4 separate regions of the Mus musculus genome follow, and regions 1, 2 and 3 are each linked to region 4. Evidence: chromatin loops called from intact Hi-C (ENCODE). Cell type or tissue: heart. All regions are shown on one strand. Links, peaks and the distances in the headings refer to the core of each region. The heading gives the core; the rest is flanking DNA. Region 1 overlaps Gm10384 (a long non-coding RNA gene). Region 2 has its middle 12 kb from the start of Gm34472. Region 3 holds the start of Zfp706 (zinc finger protein 706). Region 4 holds the start of Ywhaz (tyrosine 3-monooxygenase/tryptophan 5-monooxygenase activation protein, zeta polypeptide).

Region 1 (7,494 bases), core at 1,380-6,379, 79 kb after region 4:
CATGCATCCCTCTCACCTCCTGACTAGTTGTGATCAGCCTCTTTAACTCCTATCTCCATGGCTTCCCTGCTGTGATGGACTGTACGCTGGAACCGTGAGCCCGATGGCCCTTCCTTCCTAACGTTGGTTTTGTCACAGCAACAATTAAACCAATACAATCCCTGACACAGTAATGTTTCTCTCAGAAGAAAAGCCTCTGTGAGGCCTAAGTACACTCAGGCCTCTGCTCTCCCTGTGTCGGGCTCCGGACACAGACACTCCAGGGTGGTATGTGGGAAGCCCTGGCTTGTTCACCTTTACAGCTTGGGAAGGAGCAACAATTCCTGCTCAGAATTCTCCTTCTCTTCCATAGCCTAGCCCTCAATTCCCCAAGAGCCCAAGAGAAATTCCACCTGCTAACTAACATGCTCATATAGTCTCAGCAGGAGAGAAGAAAGCTGCATGTCCCCTCTGGTCATTCCTGTAATTAAAGCTGGGAACATTTGTTAGTTCCTGTGCAGGTGGGGAGATGGCAAGGAAATAAGAGGGCAGTGAGTTAGTCACCTGCAGCCTGAGCCAGGGTGCTCCTAATGTCTACAGCCTTTTCTCTGTCAAGGGCAGGGGTGACATGGAGACTGGGGCTAGTTCCACTCACAGAATAAACTGTGGCTGCTCACAAGTGTGCAGAAGTTAACGGATGCTGTGTGGCTTGCCCTACTAAGAGAATATGCTGTGTATCTTCTTACATGTTAGATCTCTTCTTGATTAAAGTAGCCTTTAGCTACTTAGTCAGACCAGTTGCTTTGCTCCATCAACCCTCAGAAAGCAGGCTTGTGAGACAATGGAGACCAGCCCTGCTGTCACACTGGGATTACCCAATGAAGGAGGGCATGGGTGACCCATCAGGTCCATGCTCATAGGCTGCTCATCTGTATCCTGAAACACTGAAAGGAAGCGGTCAAACAGAGCGTCTCAGCATGGCCAATGTGACTGCCCCGCACACGCATCCACCCAAGAAACCCAGAATCATCCACTTAGAGCTTTCTGAATATCTACTAGAATAGTTGTGGCAATAGCTTTAGCTACTCCAGCCTCCGGCAACCTGTGCTGTGACACGCATCCAGAGTCACATGACCGCTCCCAGGGGTGGGGGGGATGTCTACTTGTCAGCCTGGCCGCAAGAACAGACTGTCTTCTCTGTAACAGGTCCAGAAGCCTAGCTGTGCATTGGTGAGCGCAGTCTAAGTCATGTGATCACTCTTGCCCTATTGCTGTGCCTAAACATTAGTTCTGTTTGGCTTTGCCTAGGTTAAGTGTCTATTTGCAGAAAGTTAGAAGTCAGATTCTCACAATCATATGAATTCTCTGAAAGACATTTTATTTAAAATGAAATGGGGGAGGAGCAAAAGTCAGAAGGTGGTGACTACACAACCCAAGCCATACAAGTTCCAGAGCTGGACAGCCCAACTGTTTTCTAGCCATCTGGACTTGGATAAAGCCACCACACTTCCGAGTTTCTGTATTAGAGACTGGAGTCTTTGCTTTCTCCCCACAGGCTTATATCCTGTTAGATATACCTCTTGATGCTGCTGCATACTGCAGTCCCAGCCACCCAGACCAGGCCGTTGGCAATGGCCATTGGCTTCTGCTAGTCCTCATTTGTGTCTGCCAGCCTTAGCCTTACTGTTACCTCCTTGGTTGAGTCATAGCATCTCTTCCTGGAGGAAGTAGACTCTTAACTGTCATTCTTTCCTGTTAGCCTTGCCCTTCTCAAAACCAAGTAGGTCTTTCCATAGCTAACACAGGACCAAATGACTCACCTGCTTAAATCATGCGTGACTGCCCAGTACCTTCAGGATACGTTTTATCTTTATTTGCTGTGGACGGGTGTGATGTGTGTAGGTGTATCAATTCAAGTGTGTGGGCACACACATCTGTGCGTGCGTATCGTGTGGAGGCCAGAGGTTGGTGTTTAGTGACTTTCTTGATTACCTGCCACATTATGTATTGGGGCAGTGTCTCTCTGTTGAACTCAGAGCTTGTCAGGTCCCTCACTTAAACCTAGAGATGGCTGATTCAGCTTAGCTAGCTAGCCAGCTTGCCTCAGGAATCCTCGGCCTCCTCTCCGGGGTAATGAGATTGCAGGAAGGCCACCACACCCACCCAACATTTACACGGGCGCTGGAGATCTGAACTCCATCCTTATACTACTTAGGTGGCAATCGCTTTACCTGCTGAGTCGTCTTCCATATCACCAAGACTTTAAACTTGGCCTACTGTGGGGAAATACTTGCCTAGCACATAGGATGTGCTGGTACCATACAAACAAGCACAGCAAGCAAAGGAAGTAACCTTCCTGGGGCTGCAAAGCTCTCCCTTTTGTGCACAGGCCCTCGTCTGGCTCGGGAATCATTTCTCTGGCTTTCGTAGCTCACCTGTACCACTCTGACTGTGATGTTTGCATGCATTCATGACTCTCTCCCCAGGCTGGAGTTCTGTAACAGAAAGGATTTTGTAGTTTAACATTCAACCGCCCATTCCAAGCCCTTACAGTTTGCTCCCTTGGTGGATTCGGAAAGCTCTGAATGCTCCCATGACACTTTCTTGTAACTGGAATGCAGGTTTGTGCTACAGTTCCATCAGCTGTGTGAGGCTTCAAATGGACGCCAGCAATGAAGATGGCATCTTTTGGGAACCTCGGTAGGTGCATGCTTCTTCAACCTGTGTCAATGAGGCTTCCAAGCCAATGTCTCAGAGCCCTTGATCTACTTCCTTAGTCCATCCAGCGCTTAGTTACATTGTTGCTGCCTTTATATAGATGCCAGCACTGCCTGCCCCAAGATGCTATTATAATGAATGAATGAATAAATAAAAATAATAAAAGCTATCCGGCTTAAACTAAAGGGACACAGTTGTCTGCAGACAGTATCTTGGTGACTATAGATCATGTCGAATACATTCGTAATTTCAGTGTCCAGGACAGTGATAACCCAGAATTGCTTCCACGTGCTTGCTGAGTAAATGGACACATACCCTTCTCTTTCTGCTCTTGGGGTATTCACTATATGCCAAGAGAGTCACCAAGGATAATAAATGGCTCAAAGCAACCGCAGCAACAATTGTCTGCCATGTAAGTGCCAAGGTCAGAGCACCAAGATGTCCTTAGAGTGAGAACTTTTGTGACAGTCTTTGATTGTAGATACCATGGAACTGGAGTACAGCTTGATGGTAGAGCACTTCTCATGCGTATAGGGCCCTGAGTTCAATCCCTAGCCCTGCAGGAAGAGCAAAAGAAAAAAAGAAAATGGTTTACATAAATCACAAACACATCAGCCAGCCACATTTGGAGAACATATGTTTATCTCACAAGATATTCCAGGTAGGTTGAACCATGAAGATGAGACCCAGGTGTGGTGGTGCACACCTGTAAGCCAGCACTGGGGAGGCAGAGGCAGGCAGATCTTGTGAGTTCAAGGCCAGCCTGGCCTATATAGCAAATTCCAGAACATCTAGGGCTATACAGGCCAGCCTGAGACCTTATCTCAAAAACAACGAACAATAACCCCAGAAAGTTGAAAGCAGAAGTCAGCGTTTACAAAGCATCAGATATGGAGAAACTGAACATTCTGCAGCACTGCCTGGATATCTGATGTCAAACCACCTCCCTCACTCACTTTATCATCTTTACTTCTCATGCTATTATTCCTACATTACTGGTCAAGTAAGTTTTCAAGGTTGTAGGTAGCAGAATTCATCCAAATTGAACTCTCACTGAGCAACAAGCAAAGCAGACTATATCTTCATATTTATTTAAAAAATGGGTGTTGGACATTAATAGGATGAGATTACAGCCAAAGAATTGGGTAAAGGGATGCTAACTGGAAAAGTGTCTTAAGAACCCGGAAGAAGGGCTGCAGATGTAGCTTAGGGACAATGTTTGCCTAGAGACTCCAGATTTGAGCCCCAGCACAGCAGCTCAAACAACCAATCATCCAACCAGTCAACCAGCAATAAATCTAGCTGTTGAATGCCTCCAGTAGTGGGAATAGGGTGCGCTGACTAGTACTGGGAACTGTTTCACAAGCACCAGCACCAAACTTGACACCAAGCACCTGTTGAGGGTTAAGGGTGTAGCCAAGGCAGGCATTTGGGCAACTGGAGAGATGCTGGTACCATTAGCAAAAAATAGCAAAGCAGATGAAGAAGCTGGGGGAGGGTTAATGGTATGGGGTTTCGATGCCGCTAAGATTTCATCCCTTCAGAACAATAGCTAGAAGTCACCAAGCTATGCATGTGCCAAAAGCTGAGGTCTCCGTGACCCTGGAGCCCCACAGGCCTGGTGCCCCTGGAGTCTTGGCAACTGTTCAAACATGACTGGAATCTGGCTCAGCCCTGCTGCATATTTGAAATGAGTGGCCTGACAAGGAGCTGCGGAGAGGAAACGCTGTCACAGGGAAGGCAAACATCCGCACTGTTCAATAATTCAGTGCAGAGCCTGCCCTGCTGCAGAGCTATAGAATCCCAAAGAGTGCTTTAAAAAAAAAATCAAACCAAATTTCCGTGTTAAGTCATGCCGGGGCAGGCTGGAGAGTTGCCAAAAGAGAAGATTCTAGGTCTCGTATAAACAGGCCCTGAGGTGGTTACAGAATCAGTTTGCTCTGGCACAATACCCATTTGCATGTCAGTTCCCTCAGCTTAACTCAGCCTAGGGTCCCCTGAAATCCTGTGAGCAAATAAAGCCATCTAGTGCGAGCTGCTGCTGGGTCCAGATGAGCTTGCGGCTGGGGGGGGGGGGTCTAGCCTCATGTCTCTCTGCTTTATGCTTCTTTGAACCAATTCGGACAGAGATGAAACACCCCAGTGACAGGTGGGCCGGTCAGAGGGGAGCAGCTAAAAGATGCTGCTGGGACTCAGCTGCCCTTCCTAGGGGGCTGGCTTTCTCAGTAGTCTCTTTCCAGCCAGCCTGCACGGCAGGCTCTCTGGTGCCCACTGTTGTCTTACCCCTACTCAGCCTTGGTTTTTGCCTTTTTGGAGCCTAGAATCTGCTTAGATTTGAAGTGAATTAGTAAGCAGAGGTCCTTATTTCTGCCAGACATAGTGAGGAAGGGTCCTGATACTCTTAGAGTGGTCGGTTGCCTGGCAAGGGATTGATTTGAGCAGCTGTGGAGATGAACACGGGACAGGGCTGCTTCCAGCAGGAATCTGCACAGTGTGCTACTAATGTCCTGTTTTGCCAAGGGCCAAAGAACTCCACAGCTATCCCTTCCATAATCCACCAGAGAGCAGACACTGGGAGTGACAAAAAGTCCTGATGGCGAGCTTCTGCGTGGGCTGTTTCGGCCCTCACTTGCCTCTTTCGTGGATGTTTTTGCCCGAGGTACTCCCAGCCTAGCCGTGGACACTGGAAAACTGTGGTGTGCTGGATTGTGAGCTCTGTTCAGAGCCTTTTGCAATCTCCCCAAATTCCTTTCCTCATGTTGTTCACAATAAAAATGATGCTGACCCTTAAGGCATGAAACAACACAAGTGCAGACATTAAAGTGATTTCACTTAAGAGATTTAGATTGCAAAATGTGGATGGAGCACTTCCTGAAGCTGAAGTAGGATTTTTTTTTCAGTGTTGTGGGAAGTGATTGGCTGGGCCTCTAAATCAATATTTAGGTAGCAGTTGGGTAGTTTAGCCTCAACTCCAAAGCCTTTGTGCCCGTGGCTGTATCCCGCTCTGTCGAGCCAGCATTCTGGTACCCAGGTCCAAGGCTCAGGATTAGAGTTGCTGCAGCCTGACTGCCCTGCCCAGCGCTTTTGAATCTCAACATTCTGTTTTAAAGGAAGGATCGGAACTTATCGGAGCTTGTGACTTATGTGGCTTCTACTTCCCTGGTTCCTTGAGTCTGGTGGGACTTTCTGGACTCTCCTGAGCACTCCATTCCATGAGTGGTACAGTTTTGCTTTACACTTGCTGTTTAGATATCTATTCTTTCCCAAGTATGGCGGACCCCAAGTTCCAATCTTGTCAACTGAACCTCCAGTACTATTATTGTAATTGGGTGTATACTAAGTTGGGGGATGTTTTTGTGTACTGTGTATTCATATGCCAGTTTCTGTACCCAGAGATCTGGTTGCAGTTCGGACTTTGGTATGACTGGTTTGTAAAACACTATTCTCCATCACTTCTGCCTCTCAAGAAGGAGATGCTGTTTCTTCCTTGCCTCTTCTCAGACTTTCACTCTGAAGAATGCCTGCAGGCCCACAAGGAGGACCACACAGTGAGAATTAACCTGCCAGTGGCCAGCACTAGCCAGCCAGGAGAGTGAACTCTCTTGGAGTGGTACAGCCTACCTTCAGTAAGCCTTCAGATGCTGGTAGCCTGGTACTCTTGAGCCACCTTGAGCCTGGTGGCCCTGTGAAAATGCTTCCCGACGTCAATGTCACAAGGTCGTGCTTATTGCTTTAAGCTGCTAAATGTTGAGGCAATTTCTTACTCAGCCACAGAGAACTGATGCATATCCTATCCCAAAGAGGGTTCTAGGAGAGGGACAGATGTGGCTCTAGTGTTGATGGTTGATGGGTGTCTTGAGAGACACCTAGGAGACTAGTAAGATATACTTCTGTGTGTGTCTGCAGAGACATTTCCAGAGATGGCGAGGTCTTGAGAGCTCTCACCACCAGATCACTGGTAGATTCCAAATTCCATGAGCCAAGACAACTGGGAAGTGGGACTGTGGCAGCTGGAGCCCGAGTTGGGAACTGCATGGGAAGGGGGTCACTGGGTTGTGCCCTTGAAGGGTCCTTTTGCGCCCTCTCTTCTTACTCTTCTCTCTCTTGGTTGCCATGAGGTTAGTAACTGGTCCTGTATGATGTTCTGACTTACCGCAGCCCAGGAACAACAGCCTCCAGCCATTTGAAGACCAGAATTTCTGCAGCCTCACACCAGAGCAAACACTTCCTCCCTGAAGTTGTTTTCTTATGACCACTTTTAGGGAGCACCGACTGACTAAGGAAGCGTCTCACTTCTGTACAAAGAGCTTCTGTATCACTTAGCTGTCCCTCTCCCCCCAGGATGCCACACCCTAATGACTTATGTGTTCTCTGCCCTCAAGATAAGCTTGTGGCCCTGAGAGCAGGGCCTGTGTCTTACTCATCCTTCATTAGCCAGATTATCAGCATCTCCATCTTTTCTATTGCTCGCCCCGATTGGTGTCTGTTGTGACGAGCAGGAACAGCCAATTCTGGGGCCTTTCTCCTCTCAGCTTCTTCCTTGGGCCATGGGACACACTTAGTTGTGTCTGTGCTTTGCAGGATGCAGATAATCCTGCCAGAGCCTACTGTGCTGCTGGGACTTTTCAGTCATTTCCTCTTCCCTAGAGAGGGAGCACAGTGGCTGCATCCTGTGACCCTTGGAGCCCAATTCTCTCTCTCTCTCTCTCTCTCTCTCTCTCTCTCTCTCTCTCTCTCACTTGCTCTCGCTCTCTCTCTCTCATGCGTGAGTCTTTAAACTTAGATCCTTGTCTCCAG
Region 2 (7,494 bases), core at 1,207-6,206, 61 kb after region 4:
AAATCCAAAAGACATTGTATTTAAGAACTGTAAGATTAACATTTAAGATGATGGAAAGCAAATTGATTGAAGGCAAGATAAAAATAAGGAAAAAGAAAGACAGAGAGAAGAACAGGTATCCTGGAGTTAGCAGAAAAAAAAGATCAAAAGGATGGTCCATCTATAAAACTGGAATTTAAGTTCCTATAAAAACTAGAATCAAGAAGGTACTGTTGGAAGTAAAGGTAGAGAAACAGTCACATTCAAAGAAACTTGGAAGTTCAAGTTGGTGAATCCCAGATGACGGAGTAAATGAAAGACAGATTTGGGAAACAGAAGAAATGAGAGCGAGAGGGGCTTACTCTCGGGTTGAACACTGCGTGAGAAGCACAGACAATTACTGAATCATTTAAGAAACACTTCTCAAATGAAAGGATATAAAAGCCAAGATAAAGGACTAAAAAGATGGCTCAGTGGCCAAGACTGGCTGCTCTTCAGGGGACCTGAGTTTGATTCCCAAAACCCATGTTACTTACTTACAACTGCCCATTGCTCCTGCTTGAGGGGGGTGGTGGTGGGATCCCACTCTCTTCTGATTTCTGCTATCACCCCCACACAACCATCATACACTCAACACACACACACACACACACACACACACACACACACACACACACACTGGGATATCATCTGACCACAAAAAGAACTCAGTGTGGATGGAACTGTAGGACATTAGGTTGACTGCCATTCTTGTGCTGAGGCTGAAACACTGACTTCTTAGAAAAGAGAAGAGGTAGCAGTCACTAGGACACTGCAGTTTGTGTCGGTCCAAGTATGTCTCCAAAGGGTTTACTCAGCGAGAGCTGGAATCCTAGGGAGATGAGCCAGTGGGGGGTGGAACGTGGCTCTCCTCTCAGCGACTTCCTGTGCAGTCCTTTCTCCTTTGGTTTGTATGTGCACCCGGAAAAGTGTGCTTCTTGCAGATAGAAACTAGTGGTTCTTGTTTCTTAACCCAATTAGCTGGCCTGCATCTTGTAAAAATTTGTTTCATGTGTATAAGTATTTTTGCCTGCAGATATGCCTAGTGTTCTGGGAGGCCCAAAGAGGGCATTAGATCTCCTGGAACTGGGATAACAGTTGGTTGTGAGCTACCAGGTGGGTGCTGGGAGTCAAACCTGGGTTCTCTGGAAAAGCAGCTAATGCTCTTAATTGCTGAGCCATCTCTTTAGGCTCCAGTCTGCATCTCTTTTTTTCTCTTAATGGGAGAGTTAAGACACCTACATTTAGGGTTCTTAGTCGTGTCTCAAAGCCTGTGACTGCTTTTCTCCTGATTGATTTGTATATCCTCTTCATTCACACAGTATTCCAAGCGCAAGGGCATGGTCCAGTGGGGGTTCACACTGGTGAGGACTTAGGACAGAAGGCATCACAGAGTCAGGAAACTGGTCTGACTGGTTTATAACAACTACCTCATGTGGGAAACAGTCACACAATGACTGTTAAGCCCATCTGAGGTCACCATCACCCCCCCCCCCCCCGCCCCTATGGCCTAATTCTATCAAAAGTTGCACCACCTCTCAGGCAGCCGTGGTAGCACAGACCTGTAACCCCAGCTCAGGGGAGGCTGAGTCAGAAGAATCACGACTGCAGGATCTTTGCTGTCTTTCGAGTTTTGGGTTCCCCTTTTCCATTGTTACATGAACACACCCTGCTCAGTCTGTATAATGTCACTTGCATGCATGTTTTCAGGGCTGAGCATTGGTACTGGAAAGCCAATTGGTGTGCTCTTCCCTGGGGAAGCCCAGCCCACTCTCTGCTCTCCTCAGCTACTGTAATTCTTCGTGCGTGCTGAGACCTTGTGGAAGTCCCCCGTCCACTCTTGCACACCTGTTGACATCATTCTTGTTCAGTTTACATCTGGACTGTCATATTGGTGAGACTTTATGTGTGTAGCTTCTGACATTCCCAGGAGACACACGTCACAGCAAACTCTCTGATCCTTTTGCTCTTTCTGCCCCCTCTTCTACAATGTTCCCTGGACTTTAGGTGGGGAGTGTTTTGTAGATGTATCAGTTAGGGCTGATTTAATTGGTTGTGATTTTCTACAATGGTCTCCATCTGTTGCCAAAAGATGTTTTCTTGATCAGAGCAAGTCAATTATTAACGATAGGAAAAACAACAACAATCAAAAAAAATTAAGACAGAATTTCATTAATGCTGCACTGTATCAATTGTAAACACTAGAATGTCAAAATGTCCAAAATATTGAATATAATCTAACAAAAATTGTGCCATAACAATTTAAGAAAAATGAAGATAGAGAGTGAATATTTCTGCATGTGCACAAGGAGAGGAATAGCATTAAATACCTCTCCTCTGTAGGAGAGATCCAGGAGTTAATGTTTAAATTGGCATCAAGAAGTGAGAATAGGGATAGGGTGAGAGCAGGGGTGGATTCTAAATCAGTACAAGGCTTTGCCTTTTATTAAAAACAAACAACAAACAGTCTTTTGGGGGTCACTTCAATATTTCTATAGCAGCAAGCAGACACGAATTTCTTGTGCATGCGCATCCGTGTGCATATGCAGCAGAAGGATCCATCTCCAGAGAGCAAAGGGCAGATACACCTGCAGTTTTGATACAAGCTGCTAGTGATCCCCATAGGGCCGGGGCCTTCTTATTCTCATACCAAGATAGTGGAGAAGTCATGTTCAGTCTCTGTTAGTCTGATGGGTAAAGACTCTGGCAGGGATCTCTCCCACACTGGTGAGCTATTTCCATTTCTGGTTTTCTTCATTCACCCTTTGTCCACATTTCTTGTTGGTTTCTAGGAGCTGTTTACTTTGTGACATCCACTTTCTATTTGTAATTTATGTTTGCTATGACTTTCTGGTGTTTTTAAATTATATGTAGTGATACCTAAAAGGACTTCCTTCTTCCTCCTTTCCCCTTCCTTCCTCTTTCCTTTCTTCCTCTTTCCTCCTTCCTTCCTCCTTCCTTCCTCTCTCCTTCCTTCCTTCCTTCCTTCCTTCCTTCCTTCCTTCCTTCCTTCCTTCCTTCCTCCTTTCCCCTTCCTTCCTCTTTCCTTTCTTCCTCTTTCCTCCTTCCTTCCTCCTTCCTTCCTCTCTCCTTCCTTCCTTCCTTCCTTCCTTCCTTCCTTCCTTCCTCCCTTCCTTCCTTCCTTCCTTCCTTCCTTCCTCCCTTCCTCCCTCCCTCCCTCCCTCCCTCCCTTCCTTTCTTTGTAGTGTTGTTTGTTTATTCGAGACAGGGTTTCTCTGCATAGCCCTGGCTATCTTGGAACTCACTCTGTAGATCAGGCTGATCTTGAACTCGCAGAGATCTGCCTGCCTCTGTCTCCCAAGTGCTGGGACTTAAGGCATGGGCCACATTTCTTTTTTAATGAGTCATACTTAAAAAGGTTCCCCTGACCTAAAAGTTATAACGGACTCACCTATGCTTCCTTCTAGTCACTATAAGATTTTATACATTTAAATCTTAGATCAATTTATATTATGTCCTCATATATAGCCTTATTTAGTCTATACCAGATGGCCACCAAGTCATTCTCTTGTACTTACTAACCCTTTAACATTTAGCTGCATATATATATATATATACATATATAGCATACACATATATACACACACATTTATGTGTATGCTATATATGTGTATATATATATATATACATACATGTATGTGTATGTGTGTGTATATATGTATGTATGTTCTGATAGCCTGACATGAAGAAAGAGAGGAAGAAGGAGGCGTATCCATTCACTCTCACTCGGATCCTGTAGAGGTATCAGCAAAGGATCTTTTACTTGTCTAGCAAGGATTATTGGCTACAAAACTTAGAAGGGGCTCTACTGACTTAGGCTAACAAAGGGTTCATTCAATGGATGTGGGCCCCAGTTAGTCAGTGGAGAACTGAGTCGACACTCAGACCTTGGGAGTGATGACAGCAGGCACAGCCCTGGGAGCTCAACACGGATTCCCAGTCACTGTGATTCAGCCAGAACAAACTTCCTGTGTGTCTGTGTTTAGGCTTCAGTTCCTGGGAGGGTTGTCTGATGGGACTTGGTGACTTGCCTACTCCCAATGAGCAGTGGTTGGGGGTCCTCGGATTAGTTGAACGTCAGAGCCATGTGCGTGGTGCAGAGGCCAGCTTCTCCAAGGAAGAAATGCTGGGCAACCAAACCAAACAAAGACTGGCAGCAGCTGTCCACAGTGTTGGTAAAAATAGCAACAATAAAAATAGCAGCGATTTGCTGACTGTTGTCTAGAGGCTGGGAACTGGGCTAACTCTTTCATCCCAGCCACCTTCTTCCCACTTCAGTCTGCCCTTTGACTGGTGAGAAAACAGAAGATGAAGAAATCTTCTTTGAGACACAACCAGTGCTTGACATAACAGGGACTCGGGCTGAGTGTGTCTACCCAGCCAGGCCTCTGCACCACACATCTTAAGATACTGTCCTCTAAGAATGAATGTGGGCTTTGAGTGCTCCAAGGGCTCTAAACACAGCTGTAGGTACTCCCTCTCACATCCAGAGTGCACCTGCTGAATCCTCCTGGAGATGGTTGACTTTTGTGACAGTCCTTGGTGCCCAGCATATTCAGGGTCGAGCCTTTCATTTATTCTGTCATTGAAGCCATCTTTGGCCAACGTGTGCTGTACTGTGTTGGCAACAGCGGCGGATGCTGCTTCTAGCTAGCTGCATAGCCCTCCCTTTGATCTCCTGCCAGTGCCTGAGCAGGCTTTGCTCCACCCCTGTCCCAGGGATCTTAGTCACCACCTTCTCTAGTTCAGAAATGCAGACATGGTGCCCATGCACAACCTGCCCTGGGCCTCTGCAGCTTTGTGGCTGGGCAGAGGAATTAGAATGTCAGTTCCTCACCTAAGTACCCACACCATACTAGAGTGCTTATCCTTAAGTCACACCCCTGTCAACGTCAGCAAGGGAGTCCTAGAAAACTACGTGTTCTTCAGTGTGCCAGCTCCTGTAGGCCATGCCCAAGCCTGCGTGTTTTCTTGTCCTCCCTCCTTTCCTTATTCAGAGATCTGCAAATCTCACCATCCCTTGGGCTGGGCAGCTCCTGGTGGGGTGTGGTCTGAGTTCCTGCCTGTGGAACCCTGGTGACTGAGGTGAGATCTCTGCATGTGACCTCCTCAAGAATGGGTGAGTTGCTTAGATTTCTGCTTTGCATGCCCTACAGCCATCTGGAGTGAGCACAGCTCCTTCTCAGCAGGCCTGGGGTCAATAGGATAGCCACAGGACACTTTATCCTCCAAACCATGTGGGGCTAGGAAAGGCTAGTTCTTGTGGGGGGAAGAGAATTCTCTTTCCCATCTGTGTCTTGGCAGAGAACTAAGAGGACTTACCAGCATTCAGATGGAACAACTGGGATTTACCAATGTCCTCTGTCCAGACTTCAATAGCCTACAAAGCCAGCCAGTGTACCCTGAGGAATGACACTTGGGGTTGACCTCTGACCTCTACATGAGGACATCACCTGTGCATGTGTAACACTGTTGCCATCATCAGATTCTCCCCACCACACACGTGCAAGTGCACACACACACACACACACACACACAGCTTATTCCTCCTCTTCAGATGTAACTGGGTGCCTTTCTAATGGATACAGTGTGACAGACATCATCGGATGTGACTTCCCAGGCTAGGTCACTTGGTTAACAAGCTCATAAATTGCTCACTGGGGTATAAGTGTGTCCCCATCTTGCTATATGGATGTTCAGTGGCTGTCTGCTCACCACATACATGAGCCAAATTGTAAAGGGTTCTCTAGACAAGTGTGTACTGACTACACCTCAGGAGGATTCCTCTTTACTCTGTGGCAAAAAATACCTGAGAGGAACCAACCTGAGTTGAGGGGTGGTGGTGTGATTTTGACTTCTAACCTGAGGGTCTGTCCATCACGTCCAGGAAGGTATGGTGGCAAGAGTGGCTTCCAGCTCTAATGACAGGAACCTGGGGTAGGATAGCTCTGGAGTTGGGCAGCAGAGAGAATCAGTGCCGTGCTCTCTCAGTTGCCCTTTTTGTCCAGTCCATGTTCTGGTGCACTCACACCCAGGGCTGTCTTCCCTACTCTGTCAAACCTCTGTGGACATGCCCTTCAGACTTGGCCAACCTTTGTCTCCCAGAGGAATCCCCAAATCTAGTCAAGTCACAGTGCTGATGAGGGTGAGCTATCATAGCACCCAGCCCAGAGCTGCACAACTAAGGCACTTCTGCCTGTCACCCATGGGTACTGTGAGGGTGACAGGAGACTTTCAGCACCGTGCTTGTCTACCATGCTGGGAAATAACCTGCTGTGTGATGGTAGGAAATGTCTATAGTTTCAACATCACCTACTGCATTTTAAATACAACTTGTTCTTTAAACAATGGGAGCAGTCCCAGCTTCATGGAAAAGAAGACCAAAGTGAACAATGGCTGGTATTTAAATAGAGGGCTTCTAAGTTTGACAGAGACATAATAAAATTTAAAATGGCCATATTCCCCAAGAAAGCACTCATCTTGGAACTTGTGAGTGTTATTTTGGAGGCAGAGAGTCCCAAGGAGAAGTGTGTGTTGGCCTTGAAGAGAATACTAAGTGGCACATTCTCCACAGCAGCACTTGACCCCACATTCAAGAGCCCCTTGCCAGTTTATTAATGGCTCTTGCCTGTAATGATGAGGGGGCTGGGGCCCTACCTCAGCTCTGGTCTGGATGAAACAAAGCCTGCAGCTGCTATTGTCTTCCCTTAACTTCAGAGTGACCTTAATTATATCCCCTAGTGGTGGCATAGCCAGAAAAGTATCCCATTGGGAGGGTGCTAATTAGCCCCCTGCAGGATACACAGAAAATAGCCACTCAGAGAATGCACAGGCACCTGCCACCCCAGCAGAGCCTCACAGTCTCCATCACTCTCTGGGGCACTACTACTTACTACCAAGAATAGTGGCAGAGGAGAGGCCCTGGTACCTTCCAGATCTCCCCTTCAGACATCCAGTGCCACCGGCCAAGGCCTACCAGCCTGCTCAGACAGGGAAGCCTAGTCCCTCAAACCCGTTCCTTGTATCTCTGCTTGCCTGTGGCCAATAGGGATGCTGGTTTGGCTGGTCTAGATGGCTATTTGGGCTACTTAAGAAACTTAGATCTGTAAGCACCATCTTTGCCTACAACAAGAATAGCAAATTCACATCCTTTGACTTAAACAGTAGAACACTCTCTTGCCCTTTGGCCATCTTAGTGGCTGCTCCTCCTGTCTAGGAGCTATCCCATATCTAAGGCAGAGAAGACAGAGGCCATGAAGGAGATGAAAAAGTCCCTGGAGGGAATGACTTTTGTTACAAAAAGTGGAAAAGGTCACATGGGTGTGAGCTGACTCTGAAGATGATTAGAGAGGGTGTGCTAAGTTGGTTGGTCCTCTTCTCCCAGCTTTGAGGAAATCTGAAATACACTTCTGTTCTTTGTTGGCTAAACCTGCTGTCTACCTCAACCACAGTAGT
Region 3 (7,494 bases), core at 1,420-6,419, 210 kb after region 4:
CCACACTGCATCTGCTGGAGATGGAGTTAAAAAACTATTATACAGGCACTGTTACTTTTGGCAGCCCTGTACAAGGTTTAGCCTTAGCCACACTAAGAATGCAACCAAAGTGAATTGATTATAAACTCCACAAGGACACCTTTATTCTACAAAGGGCAGGATACTGTTTTACCTACATTTTCCCAGCTAGCAGTTAAGAGAAATGTGCATGGCCAAGGAAAAATGTTTCTTGAATGGGTGACTGTAGATAATATCCTAGGAAAAAAACCACTCTCACATCTACTAGTTCAAATAAGGCATCCATTTTGTTGTAGGGAAACTTTAACCTCTCCATTTTACAGGGTAAGAACTAGCTACAGGAAAGCGCCATCTTGGGCTCCTTACCCTACAGACGGTGCAGGTATATATTAAGGCAGCTTTGGCAGCAGCCTTTTGGTCATGTCCTTGTTTCTTCTTTTGTCCAGCCTGCTTTTTGGCATTTTTCTGCTGAGACTGAATCTTCTGCTGTCCACGAGCCATATCTAAAAACAAAAGATTAGGCACCAGAGTGACTTCTTCATTCTACTACAGAGCAATTTAAGCATAGTAATATGAGTCAATAAGAGTTGACCATGTAAATTTCAGACATGGTCAGGAAGTGGCGTGAATGGATTCTCAAACTCACACACAATGCCGCTAGATGACAAATGAGTATATTCCTCACAATGCATGCTCAACAGTATCAAATGTATGTACATCAATGTATAAAAGGATGTTTACAGAACCTGTTCTAAAACCAGACAGTTCAAATATCATTGGTAAAAACAGATAACACAGTGGAATGCCAGGCAGCATTAGAAAAAAAAAAAAAAGGCATTTCTAGCCAGACGTGGTGGCACGTGCCTTTAACCCCAGGACTGAGCAGGCAGAGGCAGACAGATCTCTGAGTGTCTGAGGTTAGCCCATTCTACGTATAGTTCCAGATCAGCCAGATCTACAAAAAGACACCCAGTCTCAAAAACAAACAGAATAAATTATTTCTATAAAGTTTGTATCTCTATGTCAAGGAAAGAAGCCTTTCCTGTATAAAGTTCAAAACAGGCAAATCCACAGCTAAGGAGGTCACTGTGCTATTTATGGAGTGAACGGGAGGCGGTGACAGAAGCAGCATTCCGAGGGTGCTGACAATATTCTTTATCTTAAACCAGGTAATGATTATAAAGGCGTTTGTTTAATAATAATAAAGATCAACACACAGCCTGAGCAGTTGGGAAGGAAGCAGAGGGAGGAAGACCACATGGCCTGGCCAACCTGGTCCACAGAGCAAGACCACATCTCCCTCAACAGACTCCCATGCCTACTGCATATGTATATATAGTTATGGTTTTACTTCCTTTTACTTTACATGTAACCTTCAAAAGTTTGATAGTCCAAAGTTTAGTCTTCCTTTGTCATTTGATTACAAAGGTAGTTTCTCCCTGCTAGCATCCACTACTGAGACTTACAATTTGCACATTTTAAAATAAGTGCTGTCATCTAATCCTAGAAAAGAGATGTAGGGACACAGCAACTCCTTTTAGTACTGAAGTTTCATTAAACTATTGTACTATCCAGAGTTTTCCTTAAGAAAACTTTCCTGCACAGAAACACAAACGCCTACACTTATTTGTGTGCACGCAGATACACATACTCCACAGAGCATTTGTGAGTGTGTTCTTCTACAACTTGTGTTCTGGGGATCTAACTCAGACCCTCGGGCTTGACAGAAAGCGCCTTCACCAGCTGAGCCACCTCACTGGCCCAGCCGCACACATTGTAAAGACAAATTAGAACCCTGGTGTGAGGGTACCTTTTACAAAGCTGAAAGGTTCTTTCTATTCTTCACTACTAATGGCCTGGAGTAAACAAAAATGAGTTAAAACAATTGTCACTTAAAAGAATTATTTTCCTGTTAAAACCAGACTTCTGGTTAGACAGCACAAATTAAACCTGTTCACCCAGCATCTACCAGAGTAGTGCTTTGAAGCACATTAAAATGAGGTCCAATGCCACTTTGACTAGCACTGTAATTACATTTTAAACTTTGAAATTACTAAAAGACATGAATGTACAAGGGACCGTACTATGAAGAGGGTTGGCCTTTTCTGACTGCAATTCTCTTTAGCTACTGGATATAAAGTCAAAAGTGTTTCAGTGACAATCAAGCTCTCCTCATCATCCCCCACCACAATGGAAACTAAACAAACACACACGTACTGGACACATTCCCACTAGTATTACGTAGCAAACTGGAAGTCCATCCAGTCTTTCACCAACCATGAGAATGTTTAATATGCCAGCCTAATATATGAACTCGATTCCCACCCAAGGCAAATATAAACTGTTTGTCATGAAAATTATATTTCATTTTTGTGTTTTTAAACCAATGCCGTATCAATTCTCTAAGTTTCAATAGTATATTGGGGGGTTGTCTCACTACATATCTCTGGCTGGCCTGGAACTCACAGAGATCTGCCTGCCTCTGCCTCCTAAGGGCTGGGATTTTAAGGCCTGTGTCACTTCACCATGTTCCAATGGCATATTTAAAAGTACATTTTGATGGTGGGTCTTCAATACATGAACACCAATGCTTTGAAAACATTCCTTAAAAAAAAAAATTAATATATATGGGTACACTGTCGCTGTCTTCAGACACACCAGAAGAGGGCATCAGATCCCATTATAGATGGTTGTGAGTCACCATGTGGTTGCTGGGAATGGAACTCAGGACCTCTGGAAGAGAAGACAGTGCTCGTAACCGCTGAGCCATCTCTCCAGTCCTGAAAACACTCTTAATGTCCCCCTGTCTTAGTATCAGATCTTTACTAGATCATTCTGATTGTCTAAAACATCTTAACTCTTCCATAAAGCATGGCTTATGTATGTGAATTACTTGGTGAACAGATCTTAAGGGTTTTATGCTTAAGTTACAGAACCTCACATCAGTAATTCCAGAACTTTCCTTGCCATCTAGAAATTAAAGCAGCTACTTTGATAACCTTTTCATGAAGCGTGCTGTAAAAACAATGCCATCAGATAAGCAAAAACTATTTTTTAACTTTTGCGTTTAGGGCTTCTCCTAAAACACAACAGAACACCTAAGATTTAACCCATTTTCTTTACCACCACCAACGGTTACAAAAAGGCAAACGCTTCAATAAACACAAAATGTAACACTAGGCAAAGGAGATCTGTTCTAACAGGCTAGCTGAGCGGGGCAGGCCCCTAACTTCTGACAGCACAGATTTCCTTTCTGAAAGCAGAAGTGCAAACGATCCAACCACCTGCTTTCGGACAGTTCAACTTACAATTTGCTCTTGACCAGCTCATCGAGTTTTTGACAAAATCTTACGTATAAATCGCTCCCTGATTAAGTGGGACAAACTGAAAGGCAATAAATCGTTTGCAAACAGTTACCAGCTGATTTTTAATAAAAGTTTTAGCTTTCCCAGGAGGCTGCAAATGAGCTACGAACCAGGAAGAGTTCTTGGAATACCAGGACTCTTGAGAAGGAGGCCCTAAGGGGCCGCTTAAAGAGAAACAACTTACTCTGAGGCCGGGGAGCCAGGAAATGGGCTCACACTCTGCAACCAGCCAGAGCAAGGGGCCCAGGTCGGCTCCGCGGCACGATCCCAGCTCTCAACAGCCATTCGTGGGCAGACTCAACCCCACGGTTGCAGCCCGGCCCGCCCGAGGCCTCGGCGGCCCTCAGCCCCGCGCCCGCTCCGCCGGGAGTCCGACGCCCGCCCCGGCCTCCCGCCGCCGCGTGCCTCCCGCCCCGGCTCCCGCGTCCTGCGGCGCCGCTTACCCGGGCCGGGCCGGTCTGGCGTCCGAGAGACCGCGCAGCGCGAGAAGAGCTGGGCAGGACGAGTAGGGAAGGAAGGGTCGAGCCCCGCACCGCTTGGGGCCTCCGCCACCCGCAGAGGAAGGACCGAGCAGAGCCGGGAGCACAACAGCCCGCGCCTCGCACACCCGCCGCAGCGCGCGCCCGCCGCGCCTGAGCCCGAGGCAGGCCCGTCGCTCGTGCCCGCGCACGCCGCGCCGCACTCCCAGTCGCCTCAGCGCCGCCTGCTTGCCCGCGCGGTCCCGCCCCTCACCTTCCTGCGGCGGCTTTGCCCCGCCCCTCTAGCATGCCCGCGTCCTTCCGGTCTGCAGGCCAATGGCAGCTCTCCCCTGTTACATAAGCGCGCGGGGGCGGGGCCTAAGACGGGAACTGCGGGGCCCTCGCCCGCCCCTCTGCTTCCCGCCCGCTCTCTCGGTGTCGTCTCAGCGTGTCCCCCTGCCCTTGCGGTGTGTGACCTCCGGTCTACGGGCGGCTGTCGGCCGAGTGGCTCAGCAGTCACTCTTTCGTGTTTCACTCACCCGGCCTGGCCTTTGCCCCGCCGCCCTCGTTTTTCCCTGGCCAGCCGGGAGCCCTGTAAGGCGCTAGCCGGAGCGGCGGGGGAGTCGCGTCCGGGGCCCCGCGTGGCCGCCGCTCGGCCATGACCCCCTGCCAGACTCGCTGCCATTGTTCCCTCACTGGTTCCGTGCTCAGGGTATTTTGACTTACTAGGGACTTTCACATAGATGGAGACTTGAGCCTGAAAAATCGGCTAAATCCTAACGTGCTCGCTTGGCCTGTGCAGGCTGGCTATTGGATTGCTAATACTTGGGGAAAGAATAAAAGGTCGTTCCCCGCCTCCACTTGATTTAGACCACGTTGTGAACTTCAGATACCTTATTAAGAGCGATTGCAATTCTAACATCTAGTGGTGGTTAGAAATGGCGTTGTAAATCTCTGCATTTGTTGCCCTGTACCTGCAACAAGCTGCTCCCCATTAGATCTAATTAGGTTATAGGTATACTGCTTTTGTGGCCTTAAAACCACTATGTGGTTCAGTCTGTCCTAGAACTGAACCCTTTCACCTCCACAGGAGCTACATGACCATGTGTCGCCATGCCCAGTCAGAATCTCAAACTTGCCTGCCAGTAGCCAGAGAATTCGTTGACTATGAGCATAGTCTACTTTACTTGTACTATGATAACCTTGTCACAGTATTGTTAAAAATAGCCAGAAAGGTGCAACGCAGCTGGGCCATGATTGAAGTGGGCTCATCTTTGATTCATTTCACTTTATGCTCACAAGCCTTTATTAAAATGTAGTTACGTGTTTAAGTTTTGTTACTGTTGCTGATGGTAATCTGTAATCTCCTTTTTATTACTGTATAGCCAGTGACCAACAAAGTGCTGAAAAAACAATATTGAACAGAATGTGTCTAAAGAGACAGGTTTGGAACAGACATGTCAAGAAGCTATAACATAGTTATTAATGGTGGCCACATTTACTGTTGTGTTAATCTGCCTTTTGGGTTGAGAGTCTTGGAGGATCTAGACTTGGGAAATACAAAGAGCTGTTTGTCTAGTCATGAATGACAATGGACACTGCAACTAGACTGTGACATCTGCAGGGGTGAGGTGGTGTCTGAAGTCTTGTGAAGTAGGATTGGTTTGTTGCTTTTTGTCCTGTGGCCTGGGGGAATACTCAAAAGCTAGTATCCCTTGAGTTTTTAATTCATATCTCCTGCAGGAACCTGACAAAAGCTGTAGCTGGAGTTAGTTCTCTCTCTCAGGACAGGACTTTGTTAACCGGGGTCTATGGGGAGTCACTAGGTGTTTAGTGGTAGCTCTGCCTTCTTTCTGGCTGGGGCCAATAGCACCCCATTTTCACTTGAGGAAAAGTAAAAGTCTTTGAGGATACTTACAGATGTTCCCTGGGGGAATCCGAGTTCACAGCAGTAAACTCCACAATGTCTTCCTGCTATGCCTCTTACCCGCACACCTTCTGCTGGAGCTTTTTTCTTTTTTTTGTTTTGTTTTTTAAGACTGCCACTCAGGCCGGGCATGGTGGCACACACCTTTAATCCCAGCACTTGGGAGGCAGAGGCAGGCAGATTTCTGAGTTCGAAGCCAGCTTGGTCTACAGAGTGAGTTCCAGGACAGCCAGGGCTACACAGAGACACCATGCCTTGAAAAACCAAAAACCAAACCAAAACAAAACAAAAAGCCCCAGAACCCTGCCACACAGGTCTCTTGTCTCCTCTATGCTTTTTATCCTTGAAGGAGTCTGGCTCACTCCCTTGTTAAGCACTGTTACCTAGAGAATATGGTGTAATGGTAATTATATGTGGTGCTTAGGACATTTGAAATATACAGGGGAAGTATGAAGCCGGAGTGAGTATGCTTGAGCATGTGTGTGGTGACAGTGGGTAAAAGGCAGGGCCTCTGCTTTGCCACCAGCTGGTGTAGTGTCAGAAAAGTGACAGCAATCTAGACATGAACACTTAGGCTTCTGTGCACATTCCTGCATTTAATTATGAATGCTAACGACACTTGTGGTAACATTTTCCCTTTTCTGCCTATCGGCGGTCACTTTAAGATAGTATGCAACAAGAACTTGCTGATTTGCTATCCAAAATCCACCTCATGAAATGAAACTGCGCCTCTGGAGATGAAAGATGACAGGCTTATTGATGTGTTTGGATGCGTGCTGGGTTCCTGCGATGAGGTGATTGGTGAGTTCCCAGCATATTCATTCTCAATACATAATGTAATCCTAGAACCCAGGAGAGTGAGGCGGGAAGATGGATAGCCAAGGCTATGTAGTGAGTTCAAGGACAGCCTGAGCTATGTATCAGATCCTGCTTTTAAAAGACAAAGCAAACAACACAACCACACCGATAACAACCAAAACAGTCTCCCTGAGGGGCTCCTGTCTCTGTGGTGCTTCCCTTAGAGACAACCGTACAACCGTAGGAAAAGCGAAGGTGGTTGCTCCGCTGCCTCCTCCTTACCTGTGCACCTTCTGCTTGAGGCTTTTTGTTCAGTCTCGTGGCTCTGAATGTCACACTCCCTTGAGACAACGCCTGCATTTCCAGCTCTCATTCCAGCCTCTTTTGTGAGTTTGTATTGACAGTTCCGATGCCCGTTGCTCACTTCTGCCTTGATGTTTTCCAGCTACTTCACATTAGTGCCAGATTGTACTGACTCTGTGAAGCCATTGACTTGAGTGTTTATGTGCAGCGACACTTTAAAACATGCTGCCAGTTGAACTATAATGACTTTTGGTTGTAAGGCAAATCTTGATTTCAGTAAAATTAAAAGAAGTTTAAACAGTAATGTGGGATATTAGAAATGCATCAAAAAGAGTAAAGTACTTAGACAAGGCCTTACCAAGAGAGATTCCAAGCTTGTATTCTGAATACCAAGCAGCATTGATGAAGGACATTGCAGAAAATCTAAGTAAACAGAAAGGCAAAGGTGCCTTCACTTTGTCGGTCAGAAGATTCAGAAATATACCCATGTCAGCAATCTCTGCATTGATCTACAAGTTGATGTACAAATTAAGTGTAGGCCTGACCAAAATCCTGCTGGCATCTTTCCATATGTTGAAGACCCTATCTAAATTATGGGAGCTGAAAATAGACTAAGTACTATTTA
Region 4 (7,494 bases), core at 888-5,887:
ACAGTAGGTGCCAAATACTTAAGCACTTGTAAAACCTGGAAAGCCGAGATTGAGATTATTTCATTGGTTGTTAACATTCAAAGTTGACTTACAACAAATAAATCCACACAAGCAACTGCAATCCAGTTTTCTCCAGGACTCATTCTATTATACCGGCTAATCCAGACAGGAACTGGCTCTAGACAGTCCATACCACATATATTTATGAGTATCAGCTCTAGTGCTACAGAAACACAAACCATCAAGTAATGTTTTTCATTACTTTACAGAAACGTTCTACAATTGTTCCATAGCACCTTTTAGATGACAAGTTCTAATCTATGTAACAGCCAATTTCTAAAATGCACCAGAGGCCCTGTGAAGGCGCCCGTGAAGCTGAGGCAGATTCACAGACTCTTTCTTACCAGTACATCGTTGCAGATGTCACGCAGCTCCGTCTCGATCTTCTCTCTGTATTCTCGAGCCATCTGCTGCTTTTTCTCAGCACCTTCCGTCTTCTGCTCAATACTTGAGACGACCCTCCACGATGACCTACGGGCTCCTACAACGTTTTTATAAGCAACAGAGAGAAGGTTTCTCTCCTCATTCGACAGCTCAGCTCCCTGCTCAGTGACAGACTTCATGCAGGCTGCCATGTCATCATATCGCTCTGCCTGCTCGGCCAGCTTGGCCTTCTGCACCAGCTCATTTTTATCCATAACTGGATATTCTGTAAAGGGAAGAAGAAAAACATTCAGAAAACGCCTGTGAAAAATACATACTCATACCTGTCATAAGTAAATAAATAAATAAGGCACACCAGTACCTCAAACCAGCTTGAGCAATTAAAAGGCAGCCCCCAACCCCAACCAACCAGAAAACTAGCCTAGTCTGCATATTAACAGTAGGTTGTGAAATTAACTGCGCGTTCCACCTGTTCAGAAGATTCCAATTTCAAGTAAGATCAAAGCATATATGGACACCAGTTCCTTAAAAAAAAAAAACCCAAAACAAACAAACAAAACAAAAAAAAACCCACCTTTAAGCTGCAGGGCAGGGGGTACAAAACCAGAGACCCACCTCTACTCTCCTTGGCCAAAGATCCCTAGATCCCAACGACACTAAATGATGTACACCTGAGCAACTTTCCCTCTAGTGTGCATGCAGGAATGCGCATTGGGGGTGCGGGTCAGTTTAGGGACCGGGACCTACAATGCCTATAAGCATACTTCCAGAATCGTGAGTCATGTCAGTGTAATTATATTCTAGCTTTTTAATGTATATACTCTTATCAAAGAGCCACTAAGTTTTATTTTATTTAGCACCCTCCCACCCTGATCTACTACACTTGTAACATTTGCCAGCTGATCATGGTATAAAATTATCTGAAGAAAACTGCCTAATTGCTGCTTAAACTATCTTAAACACAATACCACCAGGAATCACTAAGCCCAAGACCAATCTGTGTCTAAACAGCGTCCTATGAACTCTCGCCTAGCACACAGGCACACTCACTTCCTACTCTGAGTGAGCACTAGGGCGTCCACAGCACATGGAGGGAGCCAAGCGCTTCCGATGTCTGCTGCCTGCTGCAGTCTGGAGTCACGGCAGGATTTCTAGCAGTCACAACTCCTCAAGCTGGTCTTCCTCATATTTCCCCAGTTTTCTTTCGCTCAATTTTAAAGTTCCCTAGATTCCAATTTACTTCTCATTTCTTCAACAATTCCAAGAGCAAAATTCTAAATCATATAGTGATCCCACAAAATACACTTTAATGAAAAGTCACAACCTGAATGCACTAAGTGTAGGAATAAAGAGTCACTGCCGCCCACCATGGAAATTCTTTCCTTTACCTTTCCAGAAAGGACCTCTTTTTGGTAGCCAAATGAGCAGTGTCCAGAACAGAAACACGGATAGGGCTAGCTTAAATTCGAGACACAGTACCTTCCGTGCATTAACTATTTAAAATTTGTGAACCCATACTTCCCCCGGGGTCTCGAAATCTAACATTAGAAACGGTCACTGGTAAATGTTGCTTCCAAAAATGATGTAAGCCTAAGTCAGTACAAACGTTCCCCCGCCAACCTCCCGGATAAGGGGAAGTGGATTAGGTTTCTCACAGGAAAACGAGCGCTCCTGGGCCTCGCCTTCAGACTGCGGGAATACTCGCCGCACCCACTTAACCCTTGGCTGCCTGAGGCCGGAGGGTGGGGCGAACCGAAACCGCGCAGCGGTGACTTTAAAGCGCTAGTCCTTGCGTCCGCGCCATCCGCAGCCACCTCCCCTCCTTGGCTCCGCCCAGGCTGGTGCCTCCGCGCTAGTCCCCGACTCTCTTTGTCATGGCGGAACTGTGTCAAGGAGCCCAACCTACTCCGACTGTGAATCGCCCCCCCACCCGGGCAGAGGGAGGAGCAGTCCGTGCACCCGCCCCAGTCGGAGGGTGGTGGTGGAGGGGGAGCAGATCACCCTCCCCGGGGGCCCGATGCCATCCGCGCCCGCAGAAGCGGAACCGCGGCCGGCCCGCGCCGGACACACCCCGCTCCCGCCCAGGGTCCCCTCCGCCGGTGTCCGACCCAAGCCCCGATGTCCCGACAGCTGCGGTAGGGGGAGGGGCAGGGCCCCACCCAGACAGGCGCAGCCCCCATCCTGGGGCCGCAGCTCCTGGAAAGATGCGAACCTCCCACCAGCCCAGGACGCTGGGGACCCCGTGCCCCGGTACCCCCACGCCTAGCTCTGGCCGCGCCCCTCCCCCACCGCGCGTCCCGAGAGTCCTTTCTGGCATTGCGGGCCCCAGCGAGCCCAGCCCAGGGTCCCTGGCGGGCCCCACCCCAGAGCCCCGCGTGCTACCTGGCTGCCCCCCGCCGTGGGGGAGGGGGTGGCGGGGGCGCCCCGGGTGGGGGCGGCCTCACCTGCGCCACGGCCGAGTCACAGTCGCGGGCGGAAGCAGGGTGCCGGCGGGGGCGGATCGCGGTCGCCCTCGGGAGCGGGAGCCCCTGGGTCTCGCGCGTGGGCGCCTCATCCGCCACCCCCACCCCGGGGACCAGAACGGGGCGATGAGCAGCCCGGCAGGCCAGAAGCAAGCGGCCGGGGGCGGCGGTGGGCGCCTGCCCGGGCCCGGCAGAGCCGAGCCGCCGCCCGGGTCCTCCTGAGAAGACCCCTCTCGGGCCGCAGCGCGGCGGCGGGCTGAAGGGACCGGAGGCCGACTCGGGCGGCTCCTCACCTGTGTCCGGAGTGGGTGGCGGCACACGGACGCGGCTCGGCGGTCTCTGGGCGGCGGCGGCAGCAGCGGTGGCGGCGAGGCTGAGACTCTGTCCCTGATCTGGCTGCTCACAGGCTACAGCCGCTCCGCAGACACGGGGTTTCCTCCAATCACTAGCCCCGGCAGCAGGGGCACCACACGCACGATGACGTCAAACGCTGCTATGGCAACCGTTGATTGGTGCCCACAGTTCTCCGGCCCGGCGCAACCGCCGCTCCCCTGCGCGCGCCCGGCCGGCCCGCCCGTGCCCGAGGGCGAGCGGAGGAGAGCGCGTACTCGCGCTCCGCTCCGCTCCCGACCCTGCCTTCACCCGCGTGCTCGGTTCGCTCCCCGCCGCCCCCGCGAGCTGCCCTCCCTCCCCGCCCCTGCGGCCCGCGGAAGGAAGCCTCTCCCCGCCCCCACCTCACTGGCGGGCACATCCGGGACCTTCGCGTTCCCCCCCACCCCCTTCCCGCTCGGCCGCCCTCTCTCTGCGCCGGTAATGGCGGTGGGCGGGTTGCGGGGCAGGGTGAAGGCAGCTCTACTGCCAGGGCATTGTGATCAGAAGCCGAGAGTAGGGCAGCGGCTCCGCCAACGCCGGGGCAGGGAGGCCCGGGCGCGGCTGCTCCCTCGGGCGGCCCGCTTTACCTTCTGGCTGCAGGAAGCGGCCTTAGACCTTTTAAGGCTGGGAAAAGCGCGAGGCTGAATGACGCCCTGCCTTTCCAGTCGCGAGCTCGGCGTCCACACCGTGACAGCCGCGGGGACAATGGGTGGTCGCTGGGAGGAGCGGGGAAAGGGTTGGGCTAGCGGGTTGGACGTGATCGTAGAAGCCTGACGTGGGGCGAGGCGGGGAAACAGGCTAGAACACACCGAACTGTTGTCGTGGGCTGCACTTTACCCTCTGTAGAGCTTTCATTGGGAGACACATTGTTCCTAATTAGCGCATTGTAAGAGAGTGACCGACCCTTTTAGGTCCTGGAAGCAAGGTTAGGGAGCGTGGCCGTTCCTAGGGCTCTAGCTGGAGGAGGAGCGAGGCTCCTCCGCCCGGAAAGGGGGGGGGGGGAGGAAAAGGGCGGAAATTGCAGGTGCCTGAACCCGCAAGGTCTCCACCCAGGAGACGGAAGTTGAAAGGAGATGCAGTCTCTATGAAGAATCTGTCCTTGCTCTCTTTAAATGTGCGCCTCTGAGCTAAAATATTTTCACTGAGCCCCTTCTGGGGCCTACACTAAGCACAACTGGAAAAAGAACCTCAGGAATTCAGCCCCAGAGCCCCCTGGAAGACTTCATGACAAGCATTCTTTCCCTACCACTGTCTTTCATCAGAATGTTGGTTACATTGTTTGAATCACAAGTTTGTTGTACAAATTATAATTTGCCTGAAATGACAGCTAGGTAGAGATTTGCCTGTGACCAGTTCAGTGTCGCTCCCCTCGCCAACCGCCCTCCCCCCTCCCAACACACACACCGGTTTCCACAGCAACAGATAACATGCTAAGCAGATGAGCAAATTAATTCAGGTTTTATCTCCAAGATACTGAAGTCAACTTACTTTGGCTGTAATGTAAATTCTTTCAGGGAGTGACTCACTTAAAATGACTATTTCAAAAGCTTTTATGTTTGCAGTTTTGTAGTAGGTGCTAGAAATTTGACAGAAGATACTAGGTTAAATCTTTTGTAAAATGGAAATGTCTGTTAATGTCTGTAATACACGTCTATATGGAATATACACCTCAGGGAAAGTTAAGAGATTTCTCTGCATAAATTGCAGACTTGTTTTGGAAAATAGTTTGGGCTTTTGCCTTGTGCATTAACTAGCAAGGTTTCTTTGTGTTTTAATAAACCAAAAGGTGCTTTTAGTTTTTACAAACTCCAATCAACATGTTTGCCTAATAAAGGCATAATAAGGCTGCAAGGGGGCCAGAATTAGATTTGCCATGGAAGGTCAACTGAGAAGAATTCTAAAGAATAATATGTAGCAAAGCCAAAACCCAGAGCCTATAGGCCTGAAGTATGGGGAAGTTACTGGTGAGTTTGATTAGCTGCCCAATTGTCTTCCTGTCTTCTTTACTTGGGTCTTACTTCATGCAGTTGATGTCTCCGCTATACTTTGATAGGCACAGTAGTAAAATATCAGCAATAAAAGTACTACCATCTGTGGCTGAGGAATGCATGTGTGTTTTCTCCATGTAGTTTACTGTAATTACATTTTGGGAACAATAAGGGTGGTAGCTGTCCCTGGTGTTCAAAACCCAGTGAAAACGAAGTGAAACAGTTAAAAGTGGTAGGTCTAAAGTTCAGAGATGAACGTGTTAGCCCAACACTAGACATTTCATTCAATTTCTGTCCCATGTTACACAGTAAGGTAAAGAGTTCAAGTAAATTAGCATCAGTCTGTCATTCCAACTGGAAACACGTGTCAAGGGTGATCTTTTCAGTCATAAACAGTCCCGGCAGGCTATCGTCTCAGCTCTGCATCATTTGACTGAGTGAAGCTTAATGTGCGGGACTCTGCAATCAGAAGAGGGGCAATCTTGCTTTGTCATCCAGAGGTCTGTTCTTTAGCTTACTAAACTGGACACACTAATTCCCAGTCCCATAAGATTAAACACCGTGATTGAGAGAGTAAAGAGTGGGCTGTATTGTGCTGTAGATTCTAATTTCCATACCTGAGAAACTGGAAGTAGAAATAGATACAGACAGCTGTTCCCCAAATCCTCTTCTCCAGTTGCCATAGTTTGGATCCCACTGTCGAGTCTCTTGGAGCTAGGTGTGGCCCACTGACCAACTGCTAGGCAATGGGACACAAAGTGATGCCCTCTGCTTGTGGACCTGAACCATAAATCTTCCCCACTAGACATGGCTGAACCCCAAATCTGCCAACCAAGTAGCAGACCAGCATGTCACCCACAGACCTCTAGCACAGGCAGTAGGCACCTGCTTGCCACCACACCACACAGCGCAGGCAAAACATGTCACCCAGGGGTTCGTCAGCCAGGTGTCCAGCCTGCAGTGGGAGACACCACGATGTGCAAGTATGTGGTGGACAGATGGGAAAGAGAAGTGGAGCAGCTTGAGCATTATGAAGGGAGATGGAACTGGAGAGTCCAGGGTGGAGAGGAGCAGCCTGTTGTGAGTGGCCAGCCCTGCCACCCGAGGCCATGGTGAGGTCCCAGCTCGAGCTGTGGCCTATGTTTGGGTCTGTGGCTACTCAGCAGTAGGGTTCGATGTCAGATCACATGGATGTCCATAGGTCTTGCAGAGCTGCCCCACCCCTCAGTGGCTGGGTTGCTTGGGAGAGCGGCCCCACCTCTTACCTGTGGCAGCACTCAGGAGACCAGTCCCTGCTCCTTGCCCAGGCAGCAGAATGGAGCTGGCCCTGGTGACCAGGTGTAGGTGAGCCAGCCCAGAAGGTGTGACTGTGGGAGAGTTAATTCTGGCAATAGGGAAAGCTGCTCACAGGATCATGAGCAGAAAAGAGCTAGCTAGCCCTGCCCCTCACCAGCTGAAGGACTGAGGAGAGCAAGCCTGGCAGCTGGCCTGGACAGCACAATACAGCTGTGGTAGTGCTGTCCAGGTGGTGGGGGCAGGTGCGCTAGCCCCAGGATGACAATGAGGAAGAGCTGGCCTCACCACTCCTCTGCTGTGAGGTAGTGTGGGTGTGGTGTTGATGCCCTCTACCCCTCCTCATTCCTCACCACCGGTGGCAGTGGGGTCATGAGAGCAGGTGAGCTTGCCTTGCTCCTGGCTGGCTGCAGCCCTTGGGAGAATGAGCCCTGCAGCTTGCCTGGGCAGCACAGTAGCGCCGGTCCTGGTTGAAAGGGCACAGATGAGCCAACCCTGAAGGTGAGAGTTCAGCAGAGTATAGCTGGCTCTGGAGGGGTGGGTGTTGATGAGCTGGCCTGAGAGCAGGAGAGCTGACCCTACCTCCTGCCAATAGCAGCATTGGGTGGCCTAGCCTGAGCAGTGCAGGAGAGCTCACCAGCTCAGCTGCCACTCAGGCCCAGACTGAGGCTCTGAGTTGGCCCACCCCCGAATCTATATCATCTGTGGTTGATGCATGGAAGGGCCAGTCCTGCTGATTCAAAACTGCAGGTTAACTGGAGGAGTCCCAGTGGGGATCCAGTATTGACGGTGCCCAGAGACCTCAAACCAGACCAATAACTCATTACAATGAACATTTGAAAGTGAAGATGTACCGGGCAGTGGTAACATACACCTTTAATTCCAGCACTTGGGAGGCAGAAGCAGGAGGATTTCTGAGTTCGAGGCCAGCCTGG

Evidence for each region. Peaks named below come from ENCODE experiments on the same cell type or tissue, not always from the same donor. Only the 100,000 strongest peaks of a DNase experiment are listed, where the experiment ranks them.
Region 1: it touches region 4 in a loop (3-fold over the local background); 12 of 42 quality-filtered maps call a loop at or near these places.
Region 2: a loop joins it to region 4, with 3 times the contacts of the local background. A loop is called at or near these places in 4 of 42 quality-filtered maps.
Region 3: it touches region 4 in a loop (7-fold over the local background); 25 of 42 quality-filtered maps call a loop at or near these places.

What each region holds. Positions count from the first base shown.
Region 1 is chr15:36,869,164-36,876,657 of GRCm38, forward strand. Gm10384 (a long non-coding RNA gene) reads right to left here. Exons shown (of 2, transcript XR_875155.3): 2 at 1,337-3,254. Gm41299 (a long non-coding RNA gene) reads left to right here. Exons shown (of 2, transcript XR_875154.1): 2 at 1-165. Among named protein-coding and RNA genes, the nearest start is that of Gm41299, 5.2 kb to the left of the region's middle. In heart, for the core only: no CTCF peak of the experiment used is centred there; a DNase peak (open chromatin) is centred at 4,358; H3K4me3 peaks cover 1,248 bases; H3K27ac peaks cover 3,614 bases.
Region 2 is chr15:36,851,018-36,858,511 of GRCm38, forward strand. No RefSeq gene overlaps it. Among named protein-coding and RNA genes, the nearest start is that of Gm34472, 12 kb to the left of the region's middle. In heart, for the core only: no CTCF peak of the experiment used is centred there; DNase peaks (open chromatin) are centred at 4,074 and 4,754; H3K27ac peaks cover 2,984 bases.
Region 3 is chr15:37,003,302-37,010,795 of GRCm38, forward strand. Zfp706 (zinc finger protein 706) reads right to left here and starts at 4,101. Exons shown (of 4, transcript NM_026521.4): 1 at 3,827-4,101; 2 at 385-521. The coding sequence starts at 519. LOC115488529 reads left to right here and starts at 2,405. Exons shown (of 2, transcript XM_030248876.1): 1 at 2,405-2,409; 2 at 3,555-5,172. The coding sequence starts at 2,405. The coding sequence ends at 4,503. In heart, for the core only: a CTCF peak has its summit at 2,677 (motif pointing right); DNase peaks (open chromatin) are centred at 3,290 and 4,130; H3K4me3 peaks cover 3,648 bases; H3K27ac peaks cover 2,508 bases.
Region 4 is chr15:36,790,280-36,797,773 of GRCm38, forward strand. Ywhaz (tyrosine 3-monooxygenase/tryptophan 5-monooxygenase activation protein, zeta polypeptide) reads right to left here and starts at 4,259. Exons shown (of 7, transcript NM_011740.3): 1 at 3,866-4,259; 2 at 3,200-3,396; 3 at 405-709. The coding sequence starts at 698. Gm41298 (a long non-coding RNA gene) reads left to right here and starts at 6,922. Exons shown (of 3, transcript XR_003951531.1): 1 at 6,922-6,941. In heart, for the core only: no CTCF peak of the experiment used is centred there; DNase peaks (open chromatin) are centred at 1,522, 2,362 and 3,392; H3K4me3 peaks cover 4,001 bases; H3K27ac peaks cover 3,638 bases.